Linked DNA regions of Homo sapiens: all the other regions are linked to region 1. The links are chromatin loops, found by intact Hi-C in ENCODE. Cell type or tissue: IMR-90. All regions are shown on one strand. Links, peaks and the distances in the headings refer to the core of each region. The heading gives the core; the rest is flanking DNA. Region 1 overlaps PHEX (phosphate regulating endopeptidase X-linked). Region 2 overlaps PTCHD1-AS (PTCHD1 and PHEX antisense RNA). Region 3 has its middle 110 kb from the start of PRDX4. Region 4 has its middle 51 kb from the start of PRDX4.

Region 1 (5,000 bases), core at 1-5,000:
CTTCTGGTTTAATGGATGTTCATGCTTGACATTGACTGTGTAGTTGGTTTTTATATTGACTGAACTGTTGACTCTGAATGACCCCAGAGTTAGCTGTCTGCTTTTGGATGAATACATAGATTTTTGTTTCACCAGGAGGTAAGAGAAAATAATACCTGAATTTTTCGAACTGCATTTTCAAATACCTTGTAATTCGGCCTTTCCTTTCTCCTAATTGCTGTCTGTAAGAGGCACATGGCTTGCTGCCTGGTGAATTGTGTCATAAACCATCACTGGATATGGCAGAATGCAGAGCAGTGGGGAGTCACAGGGAGCAGCTGGAACAAGAGCCCCTAAGACACCAAAACGAAGAAAACCCATATTGGCCACATGTCCTTCTGCTCTGTGCATGATGCATGCAAATGTCCTGGGGCAAATCCTTTCCTGTAACCAAGCATATCTCCTTCCCGACCCATCATTTGGCACAAATGACCCAAATAGTATACTGATAAACTGCAGACCAGTGTTCTACCATTGCTTAGGACTACAAACGTATTTCCTAATAGAAGTGGACACTTGCTGGGCCTTGTAAAATTTTCTGATACTATGCGACACGATAAGGGAACAAAGGAGAAAAGTATTGACAGCCATGCTGTTTAAAAGTAGAAAACGGGCTGGGTGCAGTGGCTCACGCCTGTAATACCAGGACTTTGGGAGGCTGAGGCAGGTGGATCACTTGAGGTCAGGAGTTTGAGATCAGCCTGGCCAACATGGCAAAACCCCATCTCTGCTAAAAATACAAAAAAATTAGTCGGGTGTGGTGGCATGCATCTGTAGTCCCAGCTACTCGGGAGGCTGAGGCAGGAGAATCGCTTGAGCCTGGGAGGCGGAGGTTGCAGTGAGTTGAGATCGTGCCACTGCACTCCAGCCTGGGTGACAGAGCGAGACTCCATCTCTGAATAAATGAATGAATGAATGGGATCCATTTTGAATTCCAGAGATTCTGATAGAGCTGGAATTCAAGTGGGTGGAGCATACCTGCTAGACTCTTGATGGATGCTTCTCTGCAGCTGAGCATTTCTTGTATCTAGAGGTATTTTTGAAAGCTTCCTGAGTATAACAATCACCTGGGTTGCCTGGACGCTCTGGCTTTCTGGGCCCCTTCCCAGCAAGGCCTGGGTTAATGGATCATGGATGCAGGCTGAACAGCTGTCACTTTAGCCAGTCTCCGGGTGATTGTTATCACTAGGCAGGTCTGGGGAAACACTGCCTGGAGTCATACTGAGTCATACTGAGCACAAATATTTTTGCCTCAGCGTTCTGGGAATGCTTAACCTTGTTGAAATGAGAACACGTAGAGTTTTAGCAAGGATATTTTCTAGTGCTTTAAACTCATGGTACTGGAGATGGATAAACATTGCCATAGATACTTTTGTCAGTAGATGTGAAAAGGCGTTTGTTCAGTGTTTATAATGAAGGAAGAACTGGGATGGTGGGTGGCAAGGCAGCGTTGGAGGAAGACAAAGAGTAGGTTTGATTTTTTGTTTCCCCTTCAAAAATCTGTCAAAGCTGTCCTCAGTCACATAAGGCACAGGCTGATGAAGGCAAGAGCACATGGGCTGTGATGGGAAACTCTCCAGATGGTAGACAACTTTCAACACCAACATATTGTTGTTTTATGAAGGCTTCATTTATTTGCTGAGCTAGCTTGTGGTATGTGGAACAGGATGTGTCTTGCCCTGGGCAGTTGAGCGCTTAGTGTATTAAGGGCTCTTTATCCTCGCCTGACCCCACATGAACCGAAGAGGTGCTTGCATGAATTAGTACAGGACCACCAGGGTGGAGGGTGGGGTGGAGTGTGTGTGTATGTATAGGTGTTGGGGGTAATGTGTTATGAATAGCTGGATGCCAGGGGAATGTTCTGGGAAGTGCAGTCAGTTCTTTGAGCAGTGTGGATTGCAGTTGCCTCAGGGAGCTCTTCTGAGTGGCATAAGGGAGTGGGTGCCTCACAGTTGGCCCTTCTCGGCAAGTGGCCCATGGGTCCTTCTTGAAGCAGGACTATTCTCAGTTCTTCTAATATTAGACATGTTCCTGTTTGCCTCCCGAGTTGCTCTCCAGTCTTCTATTTTATTTCAATGAGAGCTGTCAGTTTTTCTTCTAAAAGCGTTCTTTGAACACTCTGCTTTCTTTGAGCTGAGTTCAACCTGCCAGGAACTCTGCTAGTTCCACGACAGGTACAAATATCAAAGGCAAATTGGATCTCACAAAGTTCCCCGACTGTATCTTGCATTTCAGAGTTCAGAGAAGTTTCTTTAACGAAATGCAAGAAAGATGGATGTTGTTGAAGCAATTTCAGCAGTTCTTTGAAGTGGGTCCTTTCCTGGACCCCAGAAGATGTAAATTTTTTTTTTTTTTTTCCCCTCAAAATTAAATGAACATGCAGTTCTTAAAATGACCTCTGGGTGGAGCTCGTGGTACTCACAAAGAACACTAGCGGCGTTGAAAGCTTTTATGCAGCTTTCTACTCCGGCGTTGTTTTTGAAAAAAAAAAAATTTCTTGCCCTTTTTCTCTGCTGTCCTCGATTTGATTGCCTTTTAATAGTCAACAAGAAAGGAGAGACTTTGCCTAATAATTCCTTGAATCTTAGATGGAAATCTCCCACTATCTTAGGGTTTTGTCTTTCTGATACTGAGTAGCCCCTGCATTAAGAAAGGATTTGCCTGCATTTGAAGTGGAGGTGAATAACTCGCCTGCTCTTCCTGGTATGACTTGGCACTGTTCTTTGGGCATGTGTTGTATGCAGTGTATCACCCAGGCGGAAGATTTCTCATCAATAATAGTGCCCACACTGGGCCAATGCTGAGTCACTTGGCAACCCATTGGGAAAGCTGGAAAAATGTTCTGATTTGTGAAAGGGAGAAGCTTTTCTTTCCCTCACCATGAAGCTCTGGACCGCAGCTAATTACAGAGCCTCCTAAGAAGTGTTAACCTCAGCATTCCATAGTGACCGACCTCCTGAACCGGGCAGGTACAGAAAGCTGCAGTGTTCTGAGGCCTAATACCTTGGCTTTTGTAGCAATGACCTCGTCTCAAAATGGAAGTGTGTGGATGTGGCTTTGTTGTACTCTTTGCTAGGGGTGTTCACTGTAAAAGATAAATGAGGATGCCTCTGCTCCCGTGAAGGGTAAATTTGTTTTCTCTGTCTCCCTGCCTTTTCCTGCTCATCTCTTAAGAGGTCACGAGTAGTTTTTGTATTGTGAAACTGATGGTGTAGGTTTCAAGTGGAAATTTAGTATCGTGAAATAAGCACCGCTTTTTGTTTAGGATTCTCTGTTCCCTGCAAGCATGTGCTCTTATTGTAAATAAGCAGCAAAGGACAGGGCATCTGTTATTTTTCTGGTGACCACAGCTGTTGAATGAGTGTCAGGTGATAAAATAATGATTTTAGGGGTGTCTTCTGGAGGATTTGCCCTTGCCAGAGTAGAAGAGGAGGATCTCAAGGTCGCTACATCAGGATTCTGACTGAGACCTGGCAGGAGAGCGTCAGATCAGGAGGAGCAACTTCCTGAGCTTGGCTTATCTCCAGCTGGATTTGACTATATAGCCAAAAAGCTGGATCCCTTCGGAATTATTTGTTTGTTTGTGCTCTTTGCCCCTGGGACCTAAGTTTGTCAGGTCACATCCAAAGAAAAATAGCAGGATGGGACTCACAGGGAGGTGGCATCCTAATGATGCTCTGAGGGAGTGGCCTTAACCTTGGCCACAGCAGGTGCAGAGAAGTCGGCTGAATGGTCCTAAATTTATTGGCATGTGACTCTCACACACAGGCTTTGAGTGAGGTGGTGAGAGTTTTCTTGCAGAGGGCGAAACAGAGGTGTAGCCCACTTCTTTGGCTTTGTCTCTAAGCTCTACCAGGCCTAGGTACTGGACTTCTCCCAGGTATGCGGTCAGGGCTCTGCTTATATCCGGAGCCTGGTGGTTCTCAAGGTGTGGTTCCAGACCAGTAGCAGCAGTGGTCCCTGGGAACTCATTAGAGATGCAAATTTTCACATCCCCACCTGCTGAGCTCTGGGAGTAGGGCTCAGTGCCTTGTGTTTTACCTGGTGATTCTGCTGCGTGAAAAGGGTTGGGAACCCCTGTCTTGTCCTTACCACTTCACAGCACACCTGCCTGACTTCCAACTGCAGCCTCCTGCATTTTGGCCAAGAGCATTCTCTCCCTGCTACAGCCTGCTTTGCTACTCATAAAGAGGGCCCAAAGGACGGGGAATGACCACACCTTCCTCAGAAGTCCTCACCCAACAGTTGATGGGAGTTGCTGTGTGTGGCCCCCGCTCCCTCATCCCTCTAGTGCGTGTTCCACATGGGCTCTGGGAGCTTTTCCAATGGGCTAGAGCTATTATACTAGCTAAGATACTCGTTGCTGACTGCCTTTCTTTCTCTACATATTTCCTCTTTCTCCTACCAGTGTTTCTTTTGCTGCCCAAATGAACTGCTCGCACTTGAATCCTTGTCTTAGAGTCTGTTTCTGGGGGATTCCCAACTAGGACACAGCCCCTGGGGGTATACGCTTTCCCAGTGCTTCCTTGCCTGTAAGGCAACAGCACATTTCACCGAGTCTGGTTGCTAGCACTGCTTCAGCAGACTCAATGCCACAAACATTTCTAGCACACCAACAGCATGCCAGGTGCTGAGCCGGGATTCGGACTCAGAGATGAGCAGCCACAGTCCCTTTTCTGCGGGGGCCTTCAGGCTCCTAGGAGAGAACAGGAGGCCATGGATGCAGGGCAGACCAGGAGAAGTGTTAGGTAACGTGATGGAGACGAAAGGGGTCCTGGGAGTCTAGGGGAGCTCAAACATGACATGTGAGGGTGCCTTACTTGGGAAGTGCCTACTCTGCCCCTTTCTCTCTTCCTCTGTGGTGTTCCCACACCCTGTCTTGCAGCCTTGTGGCAAGTCTTCCTCTTCCTTCCTTACTAATCCCAACTCTGCATCTGGCTGTCACTTCCCCTTGATACCTT
Region 2 (5,796 bases), core at 343-5,342, 870 kb after region 1:
ATACCCCCTCTCCCGGCTGCTTTCATGGGCTCGAAATGAGTCTCTGTGGCTTTTCCAGGTGCACGGTGTAAGCTGTTGGTGGATCTACCATCGTGGGGTATGGAGGATGTTGGTCCTCTTTTCACAGCTCCACTAAGCAGTGCTCTAGTGGGGACTCTGTGTGGGGGCTCCCACCCTACATTTCCCTTATGCACTGCCCTAGCAGAGGTTCTCCTTGAGGGCCCTGCCCCTGCAGCACATCTCGGCCTGGGCATCCAGGTGTTTCCATACATCCTCTGAAACCTAGGCAAAGGTTCCCAAACCTCAATTCTTGACTTCTGTGCACCCACAGGCTCAACACCACGTGGAAGCTGCCAAGGATTGAGGCTTGCAACCTCTGAAGCTGCAGCCCAAGCTCTATGTCGGTCCCTTTCAGCCACAGGTGGCATGGCTGGGACGAAGGGCACCAAATCCCTAGGTTGTACACAGCAGGGGAACACTAGACCCAGCCCATGAAACCATTTTGTCCTCCTAGGCTCCAGATCTCTGATGGGAGAAGCTGCCATGAAGACCTCTGACATGCTCTGGAGTCATTTTCCCCATTGTCTTGGGAATTAACAGTTGGCTCCTCATTACTTATACAAATTTCTGCAGCTGGCTTGAATTTCTCCTCAGAGAGTGGGTTTTGCTTTTCTATCACATCATCAGTATACAATTTTTCTGAACTTTTATGCTCTGCTTCCTCTTTAAATGTAAGTTCCAATTCCAAACCATATCTTTCTGAATGAATAAAACTAAATGTTTTTAACAGCACCCAAGTCACCTCTTGAATGTATTGCTGCTTAGAAATTTCTTCTGCCAGATGCCCTAAATTATATCTCTCAAGTTCAAAGTTCTACAGATCTCTAGGGTAGGGACAAAATGCCATCAGTCCCTTTGCTAAAACATAGCAAGAGTCACCTGTGCTCCAGTTCCCAACAAGTTCCTCATCTCCATCTGTGACCACATCAGCCTGGACTTTATTGTCCATATCACTATCAGCATTTCGGTCAAAGCCATTCAACAAGACTCTAGGAAGTTCCAAACCTTTCCCACATCTTCCTGTCTTCTTCTGAGCCCTCCAAACTGTTCCAACCTCTGCCTGTTACCCAGTTCCAAAGTCATTTCCATATTTTGGGTATCTTTACAGCAGCACCTCACTCTACTGGTACCAATTTACTGTATTAGTCCATTTTCATACTGCTATGAAGAAATACCCAAGACTGGGTAATTTATAAAGAAAACGAGGTTTAATGTATTCACAGTTCCACATGGCTGAGGAGGCCTCACAATCATAGCAGAGGGTGAAGGAGGAGCAAAGGCAAGTCTTATGTGGTGAGCAGGCAAGAGAGCTTGTACAGGGAAACTCCCCTTTATAAAACCATCAGATCTCATGAGACTTATTCATTATCACAAGAACAGCACAGGAATGACCCGCCCCATGATCCAATTACCTCTCACCAGGTCCCTTCCCCGACATATGGGAATTATGGGAGCTACAATTCAAGATGACATTTGGGTGGGGACACAACCAAACCATATCAGTCGTCATAACTGGGGGTGATGGTGGTGGTACTGGTATCTCCTGGGTATAGTCGGAGGATGCCACTAAACATCCCACAATTCATAGGAGAGCTCCCTAAAACAAAGAATTATCTGGCCTGAATGTCAGTAGTGCCACAGTTGAGAAACCTTGCAATGGATTAAGCAAAAATAAAAGCGCAAACCTAGGTGTAGAGAAGCCAAGAAGGGACTTTATGAAGGAAAACAAAAAGAGGATATTCATTTGTTGTGCACTGCGCAATACAAAATCCTCCACTGGCTGGGCATGGTGATGCACGCCTGTAATCCCAGCACTTTGGGAGGTAGAGGCGGGTGGATCACCTGAGGTCAGGAGTTCGAGACCAGCCTCACTAATATGGTAAAACCCCCATCTCTACTAAAAATACAAAAAATTAGCCAGGCGTGGTGGCGGGTGCCTGTAATCCCAGCTACTCAGGAGGCTGAGGCAGGAGAATCGATTGAAGCCAGGAGGCGGAGGTTGCAGTGAGCTGAGATGGCGCCACTGCACTCCAGCCTGGGTGGCAGAGCAAGACTCTGTTAAAAAAAAAAAAAACCCTCCACTAACTTTCCTTTCTTTGGTATAATCTGTATTTCTCAGCTGGAGTTGATTTTGCTCCCTAAGGGACATTTGGCAATGTCTGGAGACAATTTTAGTTGTCCCTACTAGGGGGCAGCATTGCTACTGGCATCTACTGGGTAGAAGTCAAGGATAAACAACTTAAAATGCACAGCACAGTAACTTAAAACAATGGATTTTTCAGTCCAGAACATACAGTGTTGAGGTCAAGAAACTGATTGCATTGATTGACCAGTGAAGTTTTTGTGTAAGTAAACTGTGTTTCAGAAATTCAAAGAAATACTTAGTTCTACATACAAATTGGGACAGATGGAAAGCAAAGCTCTGAATATACACAGGACTCAAAGTACGAGGATTCAGCTGACCTCAGAGTTGTGCATAAGATTCTTAGCATGGTGACTCACATTCAGTAGGCATTCAACAAATATTAGGTCCCTTCCACCTTCCCTCTCCCATCACCTACTATATATAATACTTGTTAACTATTCTGGGTGTTGCTCAAGCTGTTTTCCCCCATTTGGAATGCCCTTTCTCTTTCCTCTCTGCCAAGACAAATCACCTTTATCTTTCTGGGTCCAGCCAAAGTGCCATATCTTCCCTAAGTTCCTATCTACTCTCCTTCATTCCAAAACTTCTGCAGTTACAGTTCTTGTTATCAAAGAATAATGTTGACATTTACACTATCTGCATAGGAATCTAGTAGGCAATAAAGGTAGACCGTTTTAAATCAGTGAAGAAAGAAAAATCTATTCCAAACCAAATAAGTAAAATAAATAAATGAAAAATACATAATATATAGCAGGACAATTGATCAACCAAAAAACTCTTACTGTTAGAAAATAATTCCCACAAGATTATTGCTTTTATAAAAAACAAAAGAACATCAAGTTTATAGAGAGAAATAATTTCTGATATCAATGTGGAAAATAATTTTAAAACAGTAAAGCAACCACAGAAAATTAAAAGTAAATATGAATAGGTTTGATAAAGTAAAAATGAAAATCTTCTTAATGTTGAAAATATCATCAAAGGCAAAGGAAACACCAGAAAAATAATTTAAAATATATAATATGATCATAGTTATTTATATTTTATATATGGAGCTTTTTACAAAGAAAAAGTAAAAGATGAATAAATATGGGCTGAAATGTAAAAGGCAACTCACTAGACAAGTGAACAACATATATATTAAAAAGTGCTTGACTTCTTTATAATCAAAGGAATTAAAATTAAACCAATATGTAACTTTTCTCTAACAAATTGGGTTAAGGTTCTTTTTAAGGGTCTAATGCTACAAAGGATGCAGGGAAATAAACACTGATAAATTAAAATTCGATTTAATTCTATTCTGTGAAGGGACAGTTGAGATTATACGTATAATCTGTATATGTTTAACAGCCTTTGGCTCAGTAATATTACTTCCAGACATTTATCCCAAAGAGATAATCAGATATACATACCAGTATTTATAAACAAGGCTATTTATCATAGTGTTAATTAACATAATTTTTTTTAATCCTCAAGGTCCAATGATATGATACTAGTTAAATTGTAGCATATCTGTTCTTGATTTGGAATAGCAGAAATCATGTTCTTAACAAATATTTTAAAATATAAGGAAAAGCAGTTTATAAAATGATCTCGATTGTTTTTAGAAAACTACATTGGTCCATATATCTATATAAACAAAAGCAAATGAAATGGACACACATAGACACACACACTAACCATGGTTTTCTACATTATGGGATTATAGATGGTTTTGTTTTTGAGATGGAGTCTCACTCTGTCGCCCAGGCTGGAGTGCAGTGGCGTGATCTCAGCTCACTGCAACCTCCACCTCCCAGGTTCAAGCAATTCTCCTACCTCAGCCTCTCCAGGGGCTGGGATTACAGGTGCACACCACCACACCAGGCAAATGTTTGTATTTTTAGTAGAGACGGGGTTTCACCATGTTGGCCAGGCTGACCTCAAACTCCTGACCTCAAGTGATCCACCCACCTCGGCCTCCCAAAGTGTTGGAATTATGGGCGTTAGCCACCGCGCCTGGCCACTAGATGGTTTTAATATTTACCTTATTTTCTAAAATTTCTATAAAACAATGTTACTTTTATTATAATAAAAACGTCAAGCATAACTTTTGAATAACTGCTTCAAAAGTAACTTAATGAATAATTAAATGACTGCAGAAATTAATTCAACAGGCATTGTATCTGAGGGTATTTAAAATACAAGCATCTCTTGTCTTTCCCCCACTTAAATGTAAATGCCACTAATAGGAGATATCTTTTTTCTAACACTGCATCTTTTTTTTAACTTTTAAGTTCAGGGTTACAAGTGCCAGGTTTGTTACATGGGTAAACTTGTGTCATGGGAGTTTGTTGTACAGATTATTTCATCACCCAGGTATTAGGCCTAGTACCTATTAGTTATTTGTCTTGATCCTCTCCCTCCTCCCACACGCCACCCTCCAAAAAGCCCCAGTATGTGTTGTTCCCCTCTGTGTGTCCATGCTAACACTGCATCTTAAGTGCTAAAAACAATGCCTCGAACATAGTAGGAGCACAGTAAATAGCTGAATGAAAATAAGTACATTATTTTATTTTCATTGAGCAAAAGTAAACTTTTCTATTTCTGTTACTTGTTTTGTCTGTTGACAATTGTTGGCCTACACCTCACCTTATAATAAGAAATAATATATGTTGTTTGTGTCTTTTACACAAGGCACCCACATAAAAGGGACACTTTTATCTTATTTTACAGATGAGGAGACTAATGCTCAGAGAGGTTGCATAACTTTCCCACATTCAAAAAGTGAGTAAGTAGAGCTTGCTATCTCTGTGCTGAAAATTATAGATTCAATGAAGAAGCGACCTAGAGTACACAGAAATATAGGAGAGATGAGAAAGACATTATTAGGCAAAGCACACAGACATCTCAGTTTACAGCAAAATAAGAACCCTGTAAAGGTATTTTTCACACTATGCAATGTTTTTACCACTCTTCTTCTCGGGCCTTAAGCGTCTCTGCAGCTTTCTAGCACTAGAGAAACCCGCATGGTAAACTGAAAGCTTAAAATGAGAGAATTACAATCACTGAGTAATCAGACTTTTCACAAGTCCTTTTTAAAATATTAGTCTAGCCGGGCGCAGTGGCTCACGCCTGTAATCCCAGCACTTTGGGAGGCCAAGGCGGGTAGATCACGAGGTCAGGAGTTCAAGACCAGCCTGGCCAAGAAGGTGAAACCCGGTATCTACTAAAAAATACAACAAATTAACCAGGTGCAGTGGCAGGCGCCCGTAATCCCAGCTACTCGGGAGGCTGAGGCAGGAGAATCGATTGAACTCGGAGGGCAGAGGTTGCAGTGAGCTGAGATCGTGCCACTACACTCCAGCCTGACGACAGAGTGAGACTCCGTCTCAAAAAAAAATAAAATAAAATAAAATAAAATATTAGTCTAAATGGTTTGGTTGGATATCTGCTCACGTGGCATTTAGTAAACTACAGAACCATGACAACAATAAAAGAAAAGTAAGAAATGATCTGAAGAAAGACTGCAGTGAAGCTTCATACTGCTGGCTGGGGGAAGGGATACGAATATTTGGGGCATGCAAGATAAGCAAAAGAAACTGCCAGTG
Region 3 (5,000 bases), core at 1-5,000, 1.4 Mb after region 1:
TGACCATTTATTTAGGAAAATGAGTTTGCAGCCTCAAGGGTTACATTCAAATGGAGAAGGAATCAATGCAGCCAAGAAGAAAATCCCTGCCACACTTAAGAGGACTAAAAACTTTATCACTCTGGAATATTCCAGGTCAAATTCAAGATGTACCATTTTTTGACATTTTAATAGGTGCAAATTAAGTAGGGTTATGGGCACATTTCACATAAAGTGAGATTTCCTACAATCAGACCACAATAAAACTCTTTTTCTCTAGTAAAAACTTAGATTTAAGAACCTTTATACTCCCATATACATGCACAATATTAAATGGACTCAGATGAGAGAACAGCAAAGCTAATCTGTGCAGATAAAAGAATGAGTCAAAGAAAGACAATAACTACTGTTGTTTTTCAAAGTAAGTTAAGTTTATTATTTCTGTTGTCTGTCATCATCAATTGCAATGAGGATATAGACCAGCAGTCTGGGAAATATTCTCTAATGAGCCAGAAGCCCCTGCTTGGCTATATCTAACTTGGACTCTGACCCACACTGACAAGAGAAACAAAATTTGCCTGAATATTTCAAACACCACAAAGATAATGAAAAACCTAAGCCAAATTTCAGTCATTGCCCCAACAGAGTTGATAATGTCATGCAGTGCTGACATGTTCTTGGAATTGTAAAGCAATAAAATTATTTGTCAAAATTGAGCCTTTTCTACATGTCTCAAATTGTGTCTTTTACATTTTTTTCCATAATTTCCTGGCTTCTTTGACAGCTTTAAATTGTACATAATTTTCATGTACGGTACGTTTTGAAACACATGGATGTATACACTGTGAAATGGCTAGATCAATGTAATTAACACGTATTACAGGAGGAATAAGTTCAAGAGAACTTGTACAACATGTTAATTATAGTTAATGATAATGTATTATTTTCTTGGAAATTGTTAATAGATTTTAAATGTTCTCACCACAAAAGTGCTAAGTATATCACATTGTGTTATTTTATGTCTTCCTACAGCTCAAGCAAATTTTACCTTTTTATATTTCTGAAGTCATTGGTAACCAAGTGCTTCAGTCAGCATCCCAACAGGTTGGCATACTCAAATTAGGTTAACTTGAGGAGAATTTATTTTAAAAAAGGAACTCTTTTAAGGAGTATGGGCAAAATGCCAAGGAACTAGAAGTATCACAGAGCTAATAATATAGGAGCAGTTACTAAACCCTAGGCCCAAAGGAAAAAGGGAAAGGAGTAGTTTCCAGAACCTAAAAGGAGAGAATAGTATGCAAGTGGACACCTTGAAAAGGTTACTGAACTTCAGTAAACGTTCTCAGACAGCCCAAGGTGACCTTACAGGGAGGGAGCCAAGGGATAAATAATTGATCTCACTCTCCTCTCTCTCTCTATCTCTCTCTCACCTATCACTGGGGCCCCCATGAGCAAAACCAACCTGGAAGCCAGAGAAAATAAGAGCTCCTTGATGAAGTTCATACAGATTAGCATCCCAGGCCAGAGAACAAGGTGAAGACAAGAGGAGAATGGCTCTGAAGGGACAAATTAAAGCTATCCAACACTCCATGTTTTATGGAGCAAGTTTCTTCTCCCATCCATCATCTACATCTATTTAGTGACTACTGCATGCAATATACAGTAAATTATAAGAACATGGTGAAGATGTGGGAAAAGGAAGTTGAAGATAGAGAGAGAGTCACAGAAAAATCTCCTACAGGAAATTAAAATTAAAACATGTTTCTAACCATGGCAAAACTCAATTACCATATCTACAAGTAAAAATCTACCCAAAGGGCTGTCTGTGGATCAGTAGCATCAGCATCATCTGGGAACTTGTGAGAAATGCATAATCTCAGGCTCCACCCCAGACCCACTGACTCAGAATCTTATTTTTAATCAAATCCCCAGGTGCCTATTATGCACATTAAAGTTTAAGAAGCACTGCTGTAAAGACTCCCTAAATTTACTCAGGGTAATACTAAAAGTTTGGAGTAATTAAAGCTAGTGGGATTTAACATGGGAAAGTTCAAGAAGGTGTTATATTTTAGAAGTTTATTAGAATAGCATTTTACTGAAAACATCATGTTTTTACATTTAATCGTAAAGTCAAATGGCAAATATACTTAATTAGTAACTGGATATATAATATTCATGAAATAATATTATCAAAACTGATAGTAAATATTGTTCCATTAATACAAAGTTCTTTGGGGATAAAAAAAAATTCTTATGCTACATAAATTCTCTAAGTTCTCTAAAGAAAGGAAAAATCCAGGCTATTTAAATTGGAAAGCTGCTGCTTCAGTTTTGTGCTTTGCTGTCATTCTCGACTTAATACTATTTTCCTTTCTATTTCAGGATCAACTCTGACACTTCATGGGTGTTCAGTAAACACTTTTTGATCGATTGAAGCCCAACTGTTTTAAAATTGTATGCTAAACTATAATAATAGATCAGCACCAAAATCTAGTTGCAGACTGTCTTCTCTACCTAAAGAACAGCACCATCTAGTGTTTGCCCAACAATGTTCCATCTTCTATCAAGTGTATCTTTACTAAGCCATATGAGAAAATTCTAATGTTAAAGTTAATCCACTGTGTCATACCGTTCTACCTTACTACATATCTAACAAAGTCTTAGAATAATTTAAGTTTGCTTTTGCCATGCATCAGTTCTAGCTTTAAAATAGCAGCAGCAGCCTGGAGCACTGGCTCAGGCCTGTAATCCCAGCACTTTGGGGATGCCGAGGCAGGCAGATCACGAGGTCAAAAAAATCGAGACCATCCTGGCCAACATGGTCATCTCTACTAAACATACAACAACCCCATCTCTACTAAAACTACAAAAATTAGCCGGGCGTGGTGGCGCGTGCCTACAGTCCCAGCTACTCAGGAGGCTGAGGCAGGAGAATCGCTTGAACCCGGGAGGCAGAGGTTGCAGTGAGCTGAGATCCTGCCACTGCACTCCAGCCTGGCGACGGAGCGAGACTCCGTCTCAAAAAAAAAAAAAAAAAAAAAAACAAAAAAAGCAGGAGCACTATTTCATACACTACGGAAAGACAAATTTACCTCAACATCTCAGTAGCCCAGCCCACATCTTCTTACTTCAATCCTTATCAACTCAGTGCATACCATCTGATTTCCCACTTCAAGAACCTATCGGCCATGCCTGAGGACTTTTTCAGGCCACCAAAAACCACCTTGCTGCTCACACTGCAGGCCAGACCTAGATTAACCCTGCCCTCAGAAGCCCCCAGCCAAGACTAATGAGAGATGATGCATAAACATCCCAGCTTCCTATCCCCTCAGGAGACAGGCTCTGTTTCCTAGAGTTTTCTCATAAGACGAAGTGCCAATCACTCACAACGGTGACTCTTTTGGCTGCCTTCTCTTCCCAGTCTCACTTTCCTACTCCCCTAGCAATGTTTCCCTCACCTCCAGATAAACTACTTGCACTGCATTCTTACGCTGCAGTCTGCTTCTGGGAAAACCCAAATTAAGACATTCTTACTGCACCATATCCCATCGAAAGCCATTGGCTAAGAAGACAAGTAGAGAAGAAGTGTTCCATGCCTGGTTCATCATTTGCTACCCTCCCACCACCCCACCCAGTTCACCAACCTAATATATAATCACGGCATCACAGGAATATTACATAACAGCAGAGACTTTGCTTTATTCACTGCTGTATTACAACACCTAGAACAATGCCCACAAATAGTAATTGCTCAATAAATATTTGCTGACTACAAGTTAATGCTGGACATAAATATATCTCTGAGCTTTGAAAGAAGAAAGTCACCAATGGTGACCAAGATTTTATGTACAAATATTAATTTATTCTCTTTTAATTTCCAATATTTTCTAATATGAAAACTTTTTTAGCAAAACTCAGATCTACGGATCCATACCTGATGCGCCAAGCCAGTCAGAATACCTGTCACTGGAATAAAAGTACATTACAAATCTAAGCATTTGTGAGTATATGAAAATTAAGATAGTTATTTTCGGGGCTCATGTTTTGCCAAATTAACATTTTAATAGATACTAATATTAGAAAGGAGCTACTATGAAAATTTTAATTTATGCCTAAAGCTACATGTGTTTTTCTAATTCCTTTTCCTTCTTTTCTCTACAAAATAAAACATGGTTTTCAATGGATTATGTCATCAAATTCAACGTGAACTTTAGATTTTTTTTAATATTGGTCACAATGACACATTAAAGTGTTCTAGCACATGAGATGTTTCCCTAATCAAAGGATATTGTAAGATTAATAGAGAAAAATGACTCAACTCTGAAAGTTTACACCAGGACAGGTTGAACAGATAGAGGATGCATTTTCTTTTACTCAGGACAGCTGTAAGGAATGCTAGATTCCAGTGACCACTCATCAGGGAAAGTGAGGTAAACAAGGATTAGGTAGTGCCTAGGAGATTTGGGCTCTCAAGGTGTGATCTATAGCCCAATTGTCACAGTCCAAAAAGTCCTCTACCCACATAGATACCAATAATCAAGGATTTGTACATGATGGGTAGAGTCTGACACATAGCATCTTCTTGGCTCAGGAGCGGGGTTGTAAGCCTGGGTCTAAGCATAACAGAGGACAGACATATGGCTACAGGGCAAGGGAAGATTGGCAAGGGTGGGCTCTAGGCAGATTCTTAGGACCTTAACTAAGCAGCCTAGCATGCAGAATAGGGCGGCTCAGCCCCTAAGAAGACTTTTTATGCAAACCAGGAATTAGAACAGGCCATCCTTGTTGAAGGCTGGGACACATGGCTCAGTGGGTGCTCTTAATCTGGTTCCAGGAAGACCTGAAACCAGGAAGAAACATATATTAATTCCAAATGCCCTCTGATGGGGATGAGAATCAGGTTTGGAACTCATGTTTACAGTAACTGAGACGAGCTAGGTCTAAAGGTTAAAAGCCATCACATTCTCCAGCTGGACAGAGACAAAAGGGCATTAGGAAATAGGTAGAAGGTGGCAAATTGC
Region 4 (5,796 bases), core at 482-5,481, 1.5 Mb after region 1:
GCGACACAATGAGATTCCATCTCAAAAAAAAAAGAAGACATACCAAAGACTGGGCAATTTACAAAAGAGGTTTACTTGGACTTAAACCTCTTTTGTAAATTGTTCCATGTGGCTGGGAAAGTTCCACATGGCTGGGGAAGCCACGTAAATTTTGTAAATTGTTCCGCGTGGTTGAGGCAGTTCCAAGTGGCTGGAAAGCCTCATAATCGTGGTGGAAGGCAAGGAGGAGCAAGTCCCGTCTTACATAGGTGGCAGCAGGCAAAGAGAGAGCTTGTGCAGGGAGACTTCCGTTTTTCAAAACCATCAGATCTTGTGAGACTTATACACTATCATGAGAACAGCACAGGAAAGATCTGTCCCCATGATTCAATTACCTCCCACCAGGTCCATCCCACAACATGTGGGAATTCAAGATGAGATTTGGGTGGGGTACACAGCCAAACCATATCACAAAACTACAATGAGAGATTATCTTATCCCAGTCGGAGTGGCCATTAATAAAAAGACACATACAAAAAAACAGATGTTGGCAAAGATGCAGAGAAAATGGAACACTTATATGCTTTTGGTGGGAATGTAAACTAGTACAGCCACTGTGGAAAACAGTATGCAGATTTCTCAAAAAAACTAATGATAGAATTACCATTTAATCCAACAATCCCACTACTGCATATCTACCCAAAGGAAAAGAAATCAATGTATCAAAGAGATACGTGTACATACCTGTATGTGCATGTTTATCGTAGCACTATCCAATAGCAAAGATATGGAATCACCTTAAGTGTCCACCGGTGGATAAACTGATAAATAAAATGTGTTATATATACACAATGGAATATTATTCAGTCATTAAAAAATTAAATTATGTCATTTGTAGCAACACGGATGGAACTAGAGGTCATTATCTTAAGTGAAATAAGCCAGGGGAAAAAAGCCAAATATCACATGTTCTCATTTACATGTGGGAGCTAAAAAATTTGAATACATGGAGGTATAGAGTGGAAAAATAGATAACAGAGACTAAGAAGGATGAATGGAGGGAAGAGAGGAGGATGAAGAGAATTGGGTTAAAGGGTACAAACATACAATAAGATGGAAGGAGGCCAGGTGCAGTGGCTCACACCTGTAATCCCAGCACTTTGGGAGGCCGAAGCAGTCAGATCACAAGGTCAGGAGTTTGAGACCAGCCTGGCCAATATGGTGAAAACCCGTCTCTACTAAAAATACAAAATTGGCCAGGTGTGGTGGCGCATGCCTGTAATCTCAGCTACTCGGGAGGCTGAGGCAGGAGAATTGCTTGAACCCGGGAGGCCGAGGTTGCAGTGAGCCAAGTCGCGCCATTGCACTCCAGCCTGGGCTACAAAGCGAGACTCCACCTCAAAAAAAAAAAAAAAAAAGATAGAAGGAATAAATTCAGTGCTTGGTAGCAAAGTAGGATAACTATACTTTACAAAATGTATTGTACTTGAGTGATGGACACCTTAAATACCCTGACTTTATTAGTATGCATAATATATAATGGTTAAATTTCCCATGTATCCCATAAATTTGCACAAATTTAAAAAGAGTAGTGACTGAAGATTCAGTTAGTCAGACACCTTCTTAAACATCTGCATTGAACAGGATGTTGAAAGCAACATATCCTGTCATGCAAGAGATATGACAAAGATCCAAAGGGTGAATCATTAAATGCCCAGTATAACTATATTGTACATTGAGGAGACAGGCCATCTTGCAAAGAAAAAGACCATAACTGGTTCTGCTGGCATTATCTTATGGCCAAAGGTTAAAAAAAAAAAAGTTTCATTGGAAAGAATATAAAATGTTTAAGTGATAATTGTCAATGTGGTATGCATATTCTCTACCATCATGAATCTGGTTCTCATCATGAGTCTGGTTCTCCCTTCTTCCAAAAATACATAATCAAACATTCTAATTAAATGGAAGGTAACCTTCTAGCAAATTACCAGAAGGAACTCAAGCCCAATCTGACTTTCTTAACCAGGTGTTCCACTGGGAGCTGATCATTAGTAGTCTATACCTCTTTTTCAATATATTATTTAAGAATCCAAGCCATCTTTCAATAGTACCTGCTACCTATTATACAGGGCATAAATGGTCCAGCAGACATCCCAGGTAGCTTCCCAAGATGAGTACTTTTTTCCTGTAAACCTGGTATCACTGTCAGTGAATCCAAACATGAAGCAAAGTCTAAGAGTATTCTTTTTTCTTCACCCCCTCAAGCATTTATTCTTTCAGTTACAAACAATCCAAAGAAAAGAGGCTTGAAGATTTCTCAAAGAACTTAAAACAGGGCTACCATTTGACCCAGCAATCCAATTACTGGGTATATATCCAAAGGAAAATAAATCATTCTACTAAAAAGACAAGGGCACTTGCATGATCATCACAGCACTATTCACAACAGCAAAAACATGGAATCAACCTCTGTGCCCATCAACAGTAGACTGGAAAAAGAAAATGTGGTATACATACACATGGAATACTATGCAGCCATAAAAAATAACAAAATCATGTCTTTTGCAACAACATGGATGTAGCTGGAGGCCATTATCCTAAGTGAATTAACGTAGAAATGGAAACCCAAATACCACATGTTCTCACTTATAATTGGGAGCTAAACATTGGGTATACACGGACATAAAGATGACAACAATAGACAATGGGGACTATTAGAAGTAGGGAAGCAGGGCAAGGGTTTAAAAACTAATTATTGGGTACCATGCTCACTACCTGGGTGACAGGATCAATCATACCTCAAACCTCGGCATCACGCAATATATCCATGTAAGAAACCTGCACATGTACCCCCTAAATCTAAAATAAAAGTTAAAATTATATTTTAAAAATAAAATAAATAAAGTTGTATTTTTTTTTTAAGAGGGGTTCTTTTAAGAAAAGGGAGCACACAACGGAGGGATACATTACAAAATCCTAGGGACTAGGATCCCTCTTGTGGCCACTCAGAGTAAAGGCACGTTCCTGAAAGCCTGCACTAATAAATAAGATGTTGAATACATACCCTCTCAGGAAAGAAACTCGGCAGAAGCTCTGTTATGGATTGAATTATGTACCCCCTACCAAAAAGAAGAAGCTCATATGTTCATCCTTAGCAACCAGTTCCTCAGAATGTATCCTTATTTGGAGAAAGGGTTTTAAAGATGTAGTCAAGTTAAAATGAGGTCACTAAAGTAGCCCTAATCCAACATGACCAGTGTCCTTATAAGAAGAATCAATCTGGACACAGGCACATATATATGGAAAACACATGTGAACATATAGACAGTCAACTACAAGCCAAGGAAAGAGGCCTGGAACAGATTATTCCCTCACAACCTTCCCTGAATTCCCTTACAACCAATATTGCCAACATTTTCATTGAATTTCAGGGGATTTCTAGGCCTAGATGTGTGAAACAAAAAATTTCTGTTGTTTAAGCCTCCACATTTTGGTACTTTCTTATGGCAACTCTAGAAAATCAATACAGTTTCCAAAGGGCAAGACATATCAAATATTCCCATATTCTTGCCACTGCACTCCAGCCTGGGTAACAATCTGAGACTCTGTCTCAAAAAAAAAAAACTCCTGTATTCTAAAGTGAGCTGCCGACCACCTAGCAAATAAATAGAACGAGTTTCTGCCAGCATTAGCCCATTAAGCCATGTCAGAAATATAAAATAGTTGAGGTAGAAGAGAGAGAAAAAGAATTTTTAGAGTTTTGTCAGTGTGCTGGACATTCTGCCTATATTCATGAGGGAGGGTCAATGGTTTGTGCCCCTTTGCCACAAACCATTGACAAAGAGCTTCAGAAAGCCTGACTGATGCCCATGAAGGTTGAGAGACACAGGAACTAGTGTCTGACTCACACAGTGAAAATCAAGAGGCTGTGGCTGGAGATATTCCTGGAAAGGGGACACTAAGAGTACGACTTGTGAGAGAACAAGCAATTCCACCAATTACAAAAGAAGGATGTTGATTTCCAGGGTCAACATGTCATCCTGGGAAAAAGAGAGGCCTGATAAGTACTTCATAAGGAAGCCACTCAAGAGAACTGCCTGCAGAGGAAGAAAGACCCCAACAGAATTAGAGCTCACAAAGTCCTTGGGATTGAGAAGGACTCTAAGTGATAAGTCACAGTGAAGGCATTGCATGTGGCAGGAATATAAAATCTGAGGTATCTGAAGAAAGGAAAAGTGCTTCCTAACATCATCAGTTCGTGATTTCCTCCATATCTCAGAGCCCCCAGATCATACTATGTCTTTGCCAAATATGCCAGTGTGTGTTCTTCTCCCTAAGTCTTTCCCACTGTGGGGATCTCATCAGGGGAAAGAGAATGAGCAGTCAACTGGGGTGCAGATGCAGAAAGAACATATGCACCTGGGGCTGAAAGATCAGTCCCCAAGATTCATGAATTGAGGTTTTGATTATTATACTGAAATAGGCAGGTTTCTTACAGTTGAAAGTGGCTCAGGACACTTCGCTATGTAAGAATAACCAGAAAAACTATGGGACCCACCTTAGCTTTCTTCCCAAACATGGAAAGAACAGGTCTCTAAGCCAGTTTTCACAGGGAAAAAGAAAAATAATAAACTACTTTCTTTTGACCCAGTTGACATATTTCAACAGGAATTCTAATGAACAAACAGTGATAAAATTCCAATCTGACTATGCTCCAAGGTTTATGATAACCCAGAAGTCATAGTGAGGACCGCAGGAGAGTCATATAGGTGTGTACTAAGGATACCATGAGGCAAGAGATTATGAAACATTATGACTTCTCAGCTATCCACAAACATATATTTCTAGTATTTTATAAGGCCTTCAAAATTATGAAAGAAAACATCTAAATCCCACCATGTCACATTACGATGGAAAAATCGAGTACAAATGCAAAAACTGGTGTCCATCAATCTGCAGGGCTCCCCAGTATAGTGAGTTCCAATTGACATGATTCCAGAAGCTGTGGTAAAATCAAAGGTATATAAACACCAAGTCTTCTTAAGGGACCTTTAAATATACAAAACAGACTCCTTGAGAAAACTCACAATAAAAAGTACCCAGGCTTGAAAACTCAGGGACAACTTCACACTGGAGGTGACCCAGTAAAATTTCTCTCTGACAATAACCAGGAGCATTCAGGCTCAGAGTGATCTGAAAGCAGTCATATATGTGGAAGGGTCTGCATGCACATTGGCAATTCCTACAATGGGAGGCAAAGGAACAGTGGCTTTCCCTCACTTTATCCATCACCACTTTCCAGTATTCACCTTTGTCCACTCTTCCTCCCCTTCTCTCCTACATTCCCCTATTTCTCTGATTTCTCCTAGTCTCTCCTATTCTCCCACACTATGCCAAAGGATAGCTGTAAAGAGTACAGTGGTTCTCTGACTTAGATCAGGATCCCAATCCTGCAAGGACACTTTCCTAAAGCTACATGGGCACAGAGTCCTAATGAAACACATTTCCCTTCTCATCTTCCATATGTAGGTTTTCTTAAAGTATATCTACCTACAAAACATCCTGGGCCTCTGTATTAGTCTGTTTTTTTTTTTTTTCACACTGCTGATAAAGATATACCCAAGACTGGGCAATTTACAAAAGAAAGAGGTTTGATTGGACTTACAGTTCCATGTGGCTGGGGAAGCCTCACAATCATGGCAGAAGGCAAGGAATAGCAAGTCATGTCTTACATGGATGGCAGCAGGCAAAGAGAGAGCTTGTACAGGGGAACTCCTCTTTCTAAAACCATCAGATCTCATGAGACTTATTCACTAT

Evidence for each region. A loop is a pair of places that touch in the nucleus more often than their neighbours do. Peaks named below come from ENCODE experiments on the same cell type or tissue, not always from the same donor. Only the 100,000 strongest peaks of a DNase experiment are listed, where the experiment ranks them.
Region 2: a loop joins it to region 1, with 6 times the contacts of the local background. A loop is called at or near these places in 2 of 110 quality-filtered maps.
Region 3: a loop joins it to region 1, with 15 times the contacts of the local background. A loop is called at or near these places in 11 of 110 quality-filtered maps.
Region 4: a loop joins it to region 1, with 10 times the contacts of the local background. A loop is called at or near these places in 6 of 110 quality-filtered maps.

The regions. Positions count from the first base shown.
Region 1 is chrX:22,133,658-22,138,657 of GRCh38, forward strand. The region is part of intron 12 of PHEX (phosphate regulating endopeptidase X-linked); the gene reads left to right. Among named protein-coding and RNA genes, the nearest start is that of PHEX-AS1, 37 kb to the right of the region's middle. In IMR-90, for the core only: a CTCF peak has its summit at 2,448 (motif pointing right); DNase peaks (open chromatin) are centred at 1,274 and 2,444; H3K27ac peaks cover 1,959 bases; H3K27me3 peaks cover 143 bases.
Region 2 is chrX:23,006,349-23,012,144 of GRCh38, forward strand. All of the region lies in intron 3 of PTCHD1-AS (PTCHD1 and PHEX antisense RNA), which reads right to left. Among named protein-coding and RNA genes, the nearest start is that of DDX53, 9.3 kb to the left of the region's middle. In IMR-90, for the core only: a CTCF peak has its summit at 2,246 (motif pointing left); no DNase peak of the experiment used is centred there.
Region 3 is chrX:23,551,985-23,556,984 of GRCh38, forward strand. No RefSeq gene overlaps it. Among named protein-coding and RNA genes, the nearest start is that of PRDX4, 110 kb to the right of the region's middle. In IMR-90, for the core only: a CTCF peak has its summit at 2,513 (motif pointing left); no DNase peak of the experiment used is centred there.
Region 4 is chrX:23,613,585-23,619,380 of GRCh38, forward strand. No RefSeq gene overlaps it. Among named protein-coding and RNA genes, the nearest start is that of PRDX4, 51 kb to the right of the region's middle. In IMR-90, for the core only: a CTCF peak has its summit at 2,974 (motif pointing left); no DNase peak of the experiment used is centred there.